Regions from separate parts of the Homo sapiens genome. Here all the other regions are linked to region 1. Evidence: chromatin contacts called from ENCODE Hi-C or POLR2A ChIA-PET data. All regions are on one chromosome and are shown on one strand. The core of a region is the stretch at or near the end of the contact, and the rest is flanking DNA. Distances in the headings are between cores, read along the strand shown. Region 1 overlaps TTC9 (tetratricopeptide repeat domain 9). Region 2 holds the start of SIPA1L1-AS1 (SIPA1L1 antisense RNA 1). Region 3 overlaps SUSD6 (sushi domain containing 6).

The links. Hi-C counts contacts between places; a loop is a spot of excess contacts on that map. ChIA-PET counts read pairs that join two places held with the same protein, here RNA polymerase II (POLR2A). Pooled maps may share reads with other maps.
Region 2: a map of B cell shows a loop between it and region 1 (9-fold over the local background). The contact joins the promoter of SIPA1L1-AS1 here to the enhancer-like site in region 1. A Hi-C loop is called at or near these places in 3 of 168 maps with a recorded cell type or tissue (B cell, CD8-positive, alpha-beta T cell and naive thymus-derived CD4-positive, alpha-beta T cell), 2 of 37 single-sample maps with no recorded cell type and 12 of 50 pooled maps. POLR2A ChIA-PET finds 5 or more read pairs at or near these places in 1 of 52 experiments (activated CD8-positive, alpha-beta memory T cell).
Region 3: a loop to region 1 is called in a map with no recorded cell type, with 3 times the contacts of the local background. The contact joins two enhancer-like sites. A Hi-C loop is called at or near these places in 3 of 37 single-sample maps with no recorded cell type and 3 of 50 pooled maps.

The regions. Positions count from the first base shown.
Region 1 is chr14:70,664,124-70,667,464 of GRCh38, reverse strand. All of the region lies in intron 1 of TTC9 (tetratricopeptide repeat domain 9), which reads right to left. Among named protein-coding and RNA genes, the nearest start is that of TTC9, 24 kb to the right of the region's middle. RefSeq lists enhancers at 81-581, 582-1,082, 1,580-1,739. Within about 2 kb of position 1,869, at least 19 of the 41 ENCODE cell types and tissues checked have a DNase peak (open chromatin) inside an H3K27ac peak, as active enhancers do; they include B cell, where a contact is called at or near this core.
Region 2 is chr14:71,320,387-71,323,287 of GRCh38, reverse strand. SIPA1L1-AS1 (SIPA1L1 antisense RNA 1) reads left to right here and starts at 1,440. Exons shown (of 4, transcript NR_184180.1): 1 at 1,440-1,614. It overlaps SIPA1L1 (signal induced proliferation associated 1 like 1), which reads right to left and starts at 2,812. Exons shown (of 24, transcript NM_001386936.1): 1 at 2,785-2,812; 2 at 2,107-2,166. RefSeq lists a silencer at 1,894-2,901.
Region 3 is chr14:69,694,582-69,697,717 of GRCh38, reverse strand. The region is part of intron 2 of SUSD6 (sushi domain containing 6); the gene reads right to left. Among named protein-coding and RNA genes, the nearest start is that of SRSF5, 71 kb to the left of the region's middle. Within about 2 kb of position 1,642, at least 20 of the 41 ENCODE cell types and tissues checked have a DNase peak (open chromatin) inside an H3K27ac peak, as active enhancers do.

The DNA.
Region 1 (3,341 bases), core at 620-3,119:
TTTTCCACTGGGGTTTACATCTTGGGATTTGTCTTCCAATAATCCTAGCCTCCCTGACCAGTTTCATCACTAAAAAGCCATGTTAACAAGGCTTGAGCAAGTCACTTAACCTTGTATTATGGGTTGAATTATGCCCACCCTTCCACCACCAAAAGATATGTTGAAGTCCTAACCTGCAGTACACAAGAATGTGACCTTATTTGGAGACAGGATCTTTACAGAGGTGATCAAGTTGAGGTCATTACAGTAGGGCCTAATCCAGTGTGACTGGTATCCTTATAAAAAGGGGAAATATGTACACAAAGACAGACACACACAGAGGAAAGACGACATGATAAAACATGGGGAGAAGAGAGCCATCCATAAGCCAAGGAATGCCTGAGGCTACCAGAACCTCACAGAGAGGCATGGAACAGATTCTTCCTCACATCTTTCAGAATAACAACCCACCAGCACCTGGATCTTGGACTCCTAGCCCCTGGAACTGTGAGATCATACATTTCTATTATCTCAAGTCACCCAGTTTGTGGGACTTTGTTGTAGGCAGCCTTAGGAATAAGCTACCAGAGGCAATCATCATCTCTTCATCATCATCTTCATCATCATCATCACCATCATGGCCAATATTTGTTGAGTGCTTACCTTGTACAGATGCTGGTCTCATTGTTTTACATGTATTACTGATATAATCCTCAGAATACTCCAATGTGGGTACTATTACTGTTTCAATTTTATAGGTGAGGAAGCTGAGGCCCAGAGAGCTGAAGAAATTTCCCAAGTCCACACAACGTGAAAGAGACAAAGATGGGATTTAAGCTGAAGCTGTCTGGCTCCAGAATCCAAGTCCTTCCTAATCTAGTTGTTGGAGGGATTATATAAAATAATGGCCATAAAGTACTTAATGTGGGCTTGGCACATAGCAAGCATGAAAAAAATGTTAGTTAACATTCTTAGAATTCTTTTTAGTCTTGTACCAGTAACATCTGCCTCTGACTTCCCTCAAGTTCCCTTTCATGTATATTTGTCTCTGCAGTTCCTGAGAGAGGGGGCTTTCTGGTAGGCTAGTGACCAGCTCATACAAGCCACATGTCTGGACATGAGAGACCTAGGTGTCCCAGGCAAGAGGAAGCTATGGCAGGCAGGTCTCATGGTGGAGAGCTTCCCCATCCCACAAACAGCCATCTTTGAGTAAACCATGTCCCTTTGAGCTTTCCCTTACCAGCCCTGAGCCACAGGGAGCCACAGGGCTGGGACTAGAGTGATGACACGCCTGGAGGATGACTAAATGGCCTTGAAGAATGATTGAAATTTCGTGCCCTAGGCACCTCCCTCTAATCCCAACCCTGCTGAGCCACCTCGCCTCCATTTAACCACTCAAATATCTAGTAGGCATTGACCAACGGCAAAGTATGTTGCATACTTCGGAGGGAGTACAAAAAAAGAGACAGGAAAAAGGCACCTGTCTGCTTCTTCAAAGCAAATAAAAACAGAGACTTAGGAGGCAAAACTGGTGCTTCTGTTCACAACCCGGCTGGGTGGCTGGGGGAGAATGCTGATGCTCTGTTCCTTCTTTGTGCCCAGACTTTTCCACACTGACAGAAGACACCTCAGGATAGAGACAAGTCACTGATTTCAATCTTCAGGGGTCTAACGTCAGTCATTCTGACCCCTTAAATAACTTCCCAGGTATCAGAATTGCTGAGATTTTTTAAGAGACCAGATTTTTTTTGAGCATTTAGGACCAAAAAACTCCATTCTTTCACAGAATGAGGAGAAATACACAGACTGTCAAGATGAAGGTATGAGAACCAGGAAGTGAAAGAGAATCAGCCCAGATCTAGAAACTGACCTGTCAGGTTTCACTGGCTGCAGGGCAGAAAGCCAAGTCAACAGAAGCAACAGGCTGCTAACCCCCGAGGGCAGCTCTTGTTCACCCAGGACTACAATCTTCTGGTGCACCAGGGGGTCCTTCTGATAAGCTGATGCTACAAGCCCCCCTCCCCTCTCCTCCCTCTCTCTCCATGGTGGGATCTTAGGCCCTTCTGTCCCCTTCCTCACCTGCATGTTGTCGGAGCCTGTGCTGGTGCTTATACAGCTGTACAGAGAGAGAGAGGGGTTTCTGTAAAAAGGTTCCTGGATGTGAACCTCACTGACTGCTACCTGTGTGTGACTTGGCTCCAGCACCTGCTCCCAGAGCTAAAAGCTGTCCTGTCCACAGCTTCCACGCTCCCTGCCTGAAGTCCTCTCTGACCGGGCCTAGCAGCCCTCTTCCCGTCCAGCCCTCCCTCTTTGAACAGACACTTCTGTTTGCTGACCCTGGCAGTCTAGGAAAAGGACCATTTAACAAATAAAAATAAAAATAAAATAAAATAACAGTTTTTGAATGCATAAAATGGTGGTGACAGGGGCAGGGGAAGCAAAGAGGCCTGGAAATGGGGAAGCCTCCCCCTTCCCACAAAGGGTTAAAGGAACCACAGCAATCAATTTCTGGCACTTATTTGGTAAAAATATTTCTAGTTCCCCTGCAGATCCGGTGGGAACTGGCATACCTGGCTGTGGACCAGGGTTCAGACTTTGGGGGAGGCAAGGGAGGCAGGGCTAGGCTGGTTATAGGGTGTGGAGCCTCAGCTGACACCACAGACAGGGCCCAGAAAGATGGAGAAATAGCTGGGCCAAGAGGTAGAATCTGGATAAGAAGTTGGGGTGCTAGGCCAGGACTCTTTTTTTTTTTTTTTTTAAATGGAGTCACGCTCTATTGCCTAGGCTGGAGTGCAGTGGTGCGATCTCGGCTCACTGCAACCTCTGCCTCCTGGGTTCAAGCAATTCTCCCGTCTCAGCCTCCCAAGTAGCTGGGACTACTACAGATGCCCGCCACCATGCCTAGCTAATTTTTGTAGTTTTAATAGAGACGGGGTTTCACCATATTGGTCAGGCTGGTCTCGAACTCCTGACCTCTGGTGATCTGCCTGCCTCAGCCTCCCAAAGTGCTGGGATTACAGGAGTGAGCCACTACACCCGGCCCAGGCCAGGACTCTTAAGGGAATCCAGGGGTGGAGGGGGTGACAGCCAGGCTGGAGGCTGGCCTCAGCGCTACCTGCAGGTGATTTTTAGGCACCTCTCTGCTTTGGGTGGGTGGCTACTGGTACATCTAGTAAGCCCATGGGATAGGTAAGATGGGATGACAGCAGGCACGTGTGAGGGCTGAGGAAGTTAAGACGACGTGGACTGGCTGCCTCCTGATTGCTCCTTCCCCATCCCTGTAGCCATTAGCCAGGACCTGGGGTTGCAGTGGACCTCAGGATAAGTGGCATCGCCCCACAGTGTGTCCTCCTCATGGTTAT
Region 2 (2,901 bases), core at 191-2,690, 660 kb before region 1:
ACTTAAGATAGAACATATATACATCACAACTCAACCAAGATCCCCCCGAAGTCTACAAAACTGCTAATCTCAAGCAATCTTCAATCTATGACTTCAATAAACTCACTAGAAAGTGTTTTTTAAAAGTTCCTAAACAATGAAGATGGGGGCACTATACCAAAATTACACACATACTTCAAAGCAAAAGCAAAGCAAATGCAGAAGCCTGAAAATACTAGTGTAAGGACAGAGACAAAAGAAGAGTTAAATGAATCTCAGTACAAAGTATCAGAGAGGTGCTTTGCAATTATTACCTGGAGTTGAAGTCAACCTTGCCATAGACTCCTCCAATGAAATCACAACTATCACTGACTGATACTTCAGATTTTAAAAGTTCACTGTACCAGAATTGCAATTTCAAACTCGAGGAGCAGAAGCAGGAACTGCAGAGAAGCTAACAACAGCAACACCTACTGACTGTCTCAAGCCACTCACCAAACTTGTTCACTCAGTCAACTAGAAAAATCAAATGACAGTCAACTTCAAGAGTCCTTTACTTAAGCATTAATAAGAAAATTAGTTGTCAGAGACATAAAGCCATTCATCCCCCAAATCTCTTATTTTGCCTCTAACCATTTATGTGGAAACAATCACTCATCATTTTAAATGCACTGTTAATTGTTAATGCTTTAGCATAATTGATTCCATGGGAAAAATGTTTTAATATTAATATTGTAGTTAATAACTGGGATGTCATCTAATAGTTGGACACATCGGTGGCCATAATAAATTAGCTGAGACCTACTGTTATTACCACTGTTCCATATTATCCTCTTTTTTAAATCCTGGTAAAGGTAGCTTAATTGCAGCTTTCAAAAAACGAAGAGAAAAATGACAGTCGTTAAATCAGGATTATATAGAAAACTAATATTATTACTAAACTGGCTGCAGAATTCAGTATGATCTAACCTTGCACGTTTCCAAAAGATTCAGTCAGAGAATCTTTGCCTTGGACGGATACTCCATAGGAGAAAACAGGAGAAAGTTGACACTTAACTCCCACAGAGTACCAGCATAAAGACAATGGCTTTAAGAGTCTGACTCAGAGTTTCAACATGAAAGGTTTGCTTTATAGAGGAAACGCCAATCCCAGTCCATCCAGATAGACCTGGAACCTGATGAAAGTCGACACCTTTATTCTGAAATTTGCATCACATCGCTGGCTCCAGTTTAGAAACATGATCGTTTCACAGGTAGTATGCATTTCAGCGAATGCTGCCTCTAAACTACCCGTCAGGAAAAATAAAATCTATAAGGTAATCGTAGTCTAGGAGCCATCAATCCCCAAATGCTTCTCTTAGAAAACGAATGCCAACAATTTAGCTAAACATCTTCCTTGGAAGTGAGCCATTTCCCATGTCTCTCTGTTCTCCAAACCGCGATGAAATTTCAACCTGCCCAACACGATTACTGGTCCACCTAGAAATGCCGTGGAGCGATTTAAGAGCCTCGGAAATTTCCTTTAAGGTCAGGAGAGAAGCTGGTAACAGATGGGGCGAAGGAGGAAAAGTTCTTTTTGCGGCACCCTCACGCCTTCCCAGCCCTTTCGCGGTTTACTCGCTCCCCGGAAAGCAGGTTAGAGCATCCCAAAATTTCATGTCCCCAAGACCCCCAAAGGGGAAATTAACCACCCTCGGGCACCGAGCTGTTCGTCTCCATTTCCCACAACTCAACCAACTCGGCCTGCCTACTCCAGCTCAGGCTGCAAAGCGCTCACCCAGGTGACTGGAGGGGAAGGGTCGCCAGGTGGCGACCAGCTCAGCGGGGTGGACGCAACCGCCCGGACCGGGACGCGGGTCTCCTGGCCTCCCGCAGAGACGCCTGCCCAGTAGTTGTGCAGATTCGGGTTCTGGGGTGCGTGCGCGCGCGCCGGGCGCGGTGAAGCCGGACTCGCCCCCGCCGGGCTAAGCTACCAGCAAGCCACCAAATCGAAAATCAAACTTTAACCGGCCTCCTGGGGTCCTGCTCCGGGCCCTGGACCCCAACCCCGGCCAGAAACAGGGCAGGGGGCTGTCAGCCGTCCTGCACCCCCGCTCCCCCCAGGACCCGGGCGCGGGGACCACTTACCGCTCGGCCCGGCCTCCCGGTGCCGCCGCGCGTCCCGGGCGCGTCCGCCGCGCGCTCTCCCTGGGGAGAAAGAGAAACCGTGTAGACGGCCGGCGCGCGCTCACTCGCCGCCTCCTCTGCGGAGAGCGGCGAGGCCGGCCCGAGGCGGGCGCCGAGCGCGGAGCGGAGGGGGGCCCGAGGGAGGCGGGGGTGGAATCAGCCCAATTCCCGAGGCTGGCTCCGAGGGGGACCCGGAATACAGGCTGGCGGGGGGCCGGCGGGGGCCGAGCTCCCGGAGGAGGGGAAGGCGGAGGTGGCCCCGTCCTTGGGCATCAACTATTGTCTAGGCGCCCGGGCCCCCGCTCGCGCCGTCCCCGAGGCTCAGCGCCCCCATCCCGCCCGCCAGCAGAAAGAACTGAGGGGGCGGCCAGTACGGGAAGCAAGTGCGGGGGTCCGGGCTCCGAAGGTCCAAGGTGGGCGCGAGGTTGCCGGGGGGGGGATGAGGAGGTGCGTACCGCATGGGGGAGGGGACAGGTAAGTGCGGACGGGGGCGGGAAGGCCCCAACGACCGGTGGGGGAGGAAATGGGGAGGGAGCCACAGAGGCGGGAGGGAATGGAGTGGCTGCGGGGGCGGCCTCTGGGGCCCAGACCTGGCCCTCCCCGGGGACCCTCCAGCCGGGGACTCGGCGCTGCACTGACTTTTCGCTCACTCGCTCACGCACGCACTGAACTCGCTCACAAAGTTGCCGGCAGTGGCGGCGCCTCACTCGCCCTTCCCCTCCCCGCCCCGCCTCCCGCCCCATTCCTTCCCCTCCT
Region 3 (3,136 bases), core at 393-2,892, 970 kb after region 1:
GAAACTAAGGAGAGGAGGAAGGAATGGATGGAAATCACAAACCTAGCACAAAGCTGTCCAACAGAAATATAACATGGCCACAGATGTAATTTAAAATGTTCTAGTAGCCAATTAGGAAGATAAATGGAAACAGGTGAAATTAATCTTAATATTTTATTTAACCCAACATATGAAAAAATATGTTGACTGATTACATCTCAACATGGAGTCAACATAAAAATTCACTAATGAGATACTTTATATTCTTTTTCTCATAGTAGTCTGTACACTTATATAAGAGGCATCTGAATGACAGCGACTCCATCTTGAATAGGGGCTGAGTAAAATGAGGCTGAGATCTACTGGGCTGCATTCCCAGGAGGTTAGGCATGGCATTCTAAATCATAGGATGAGATAGGAGGTCACAAGATACATGTCACAAAAGACCACACCAATAAAACAGGTTGGGCAGAGAAGTCGACCAAAACCCACCAAAACCAAGATGGTGACGAAAGTGACCTCCGGTGTCCTCACTGCTCATTATATGCTAATTATAATGCAGTAGCATGCTAAAAGACACTCCCCCACCATAGCCATGACAGTTCACAAATGCCACGGCTACATAGGAAGTCACCCTATATGGTCTGAAAAGGGGAGGAACCCTCAGTTCCAGGAATTCCCACCCCTTTCCTGGAAATCTAATGAATAATCCACCTCTTGTTTAGCATATAATCAAGAAATAACTATAAATACACTCAGCCGAGTAGCCCATGCCACACTGCTCTGTCTATACTGTCTATACAGCAGCCATTCTTTTATTCCTTTACTCTCTTCATAAACTTGCTTTCACTTTACTCTGTGGACTCGCCCTGAATTCTTTCTTGTGGAAGATCCAAGGACCCTCTCCTGGGGTCTGAATCTGGACCCCTTTCCGGTTACACTTATAGCACACCTCAACTCAGACTAAACACATTTCAAGTTCTCAGTCACCACATGCAGCCACCTAGTAGTGGCTATTGTAGTGGACAGCACAGTCTCAGTGAAGGAGTCCTTGGCCAGCAGTCAGGACAGGTCTGGGGATCTGAAAACAGTGGAAAAGGTTCAGAACCACACGACAGGGCATGAAATGTGAGGCTGAAGATGTGGAAAGAAGGAGGCATTTAGCACTAAGGGTCTCTTAAAGTTATTTAGAAAAGCACTATTTATGTGCTTGCTCTCAAAACCCTTTCTTATATATAAAGGTTATATTTCTACTTCTAGCCTTCAATGGTTTGTAGAAGCAAAGAGATCCAGAGAAAAAGCAAGGTCAATACAGAGAACAAAGGTGTTTAAATGTATAGTTCTGTTTGTTTTGGAATAAGGAAAACAGTAATTATTGCAAACAGATAGTTTATTACCTGTGCCAAGTACTCTTCTGGGTTCTCTCTCTACATGAAGCAGGTACTATATTTTCTCCACTTTACAGATAAGGACAATAAGGCTTAACTGAGTTGAGTGATCTGCCTCAAGCCACACATTTGTAATTGGCAGGGCTGGATTCACCAGGAACTCTGGCTTCTAAGCTGCAAGCCTGACCACTCAGTTAAGCCGGGGCCTGCTGAGGGGGGCAGGGCATCAGGAAACCTGCCAGGTTCTGTTTTGTGGCTCATTTCCCCATTTGATGTGCTCAGCCTATGGCTTTGGAGACATCCAGCTACTTCGTACAGCATATAAAAGAAAGAGTTATACCCAGTATGAACAGCCTTTTTCAAAGGGGAGGTGATTCCCCTAAAGAAAGCCTCCCAGGCAAGTTGGAATTAGAGCATTCCAGACAAATACAAAGAAGAAAAAACAAGTGATGACATCTGATATGGTCAAAAGGTTTCTTCTGAAGCCTCCTAATAACAACAGCTTGTGTTCACTGACTACAGGCCAGGCACTATCTGAGCACTTTACATATGTAACTCATTTAAGTTTCACAAAAAACCCTCTAGAAACATAACAATGCATTACACAGATGAGCCAGGGGTTGAGATACTTGCTCAATTTCACCCAGCAGGTGGGTGGCACAGTTAGGATTTGAACCCCAGAAGGCTGTATTCCCATTCCACAGCACTGGGCAGTATCAGAGGGTCTCGGAGTCAGGCTTCTCTCACACCCATAATCTGTCAAGGGAGCCACAGATGGCAGAGTCCAGTGACAAGGACAAACTGGGTACTGCCCGTAGACTCTGGGCCTCAGTTTCAATACATGAAGGCAATGAACCAGATCACCTCTGAGATCTCTTCTGACATTTGCAAATTTGTCTAAAGTTGGCGGGCCTCACTACCTCTCCAAGGTTCCTTCGCAAAAGTCCTGCAACCATTGTGGTTTTGGATACAGCACAAGGTGTGAGGGGCTAGAGATCATCCTGTCCATGCAGAAATTCCTGCATTGGGACAGATTCCTGCTGTGGACTTGTGGTGAGAGCCGGAAAACAGGCAGGAGTCCCACTACTTAAGAGATACCTGGGGCTGCTCTGGTCCATGGCTCTGCCCAGCCTTCTGGCTTCCCGATCCCGCCAAATAGTCAAGTCTAAAACAGGCTGCAGTGAGAGGGAAGTGAGATGGTTTCTCATGCCATTTGCAACCTTCCTCTCCTATGAGACAAATCTTCCTAGCAGTCAGACAGGAAGCCTATTGTCCAGTCAGGATCCCTTTTCTCATGAGAACTTCCCACTCACTGGGGGAGAGCCAGCCTGCAGTAGCTCAAGCCTTTTTCAGGGTGTGGCACCAGAGCTGGGGTGGGAGAACACAGGGAGAAACCACCCATGGCTCAGGATACCTCCTGTGGCTCTTCTCGGGCCCCCACCACTGCCTTCCTAAGAGAGGCTCAACCTAAGCCCTCCTCGGAAGATCAGCAACTGACAGGTGGGACAGGCCTCGGACCTGTCCATCTTGTTTTAGGCCTGGGCCCCTCACTTCCTCCCCCTCACAGGAGAGGGAAAATGCCAGCCAGAGGCCTCAGAGCCAACAAGCACTTTCTTTTACTGCACCCTGCCTCAAACATAAAAACTCCTGTCACCTGGAGTTTTCATGTTTGAGGCACAGCGTTCAATAAAAGAAAGTGCTTTTAGTGGCACCTAAGCCTCTAAAGTCCTTAGTCATTCAGTCAAAAGTACTGTTTCTCTCCCAGCCTA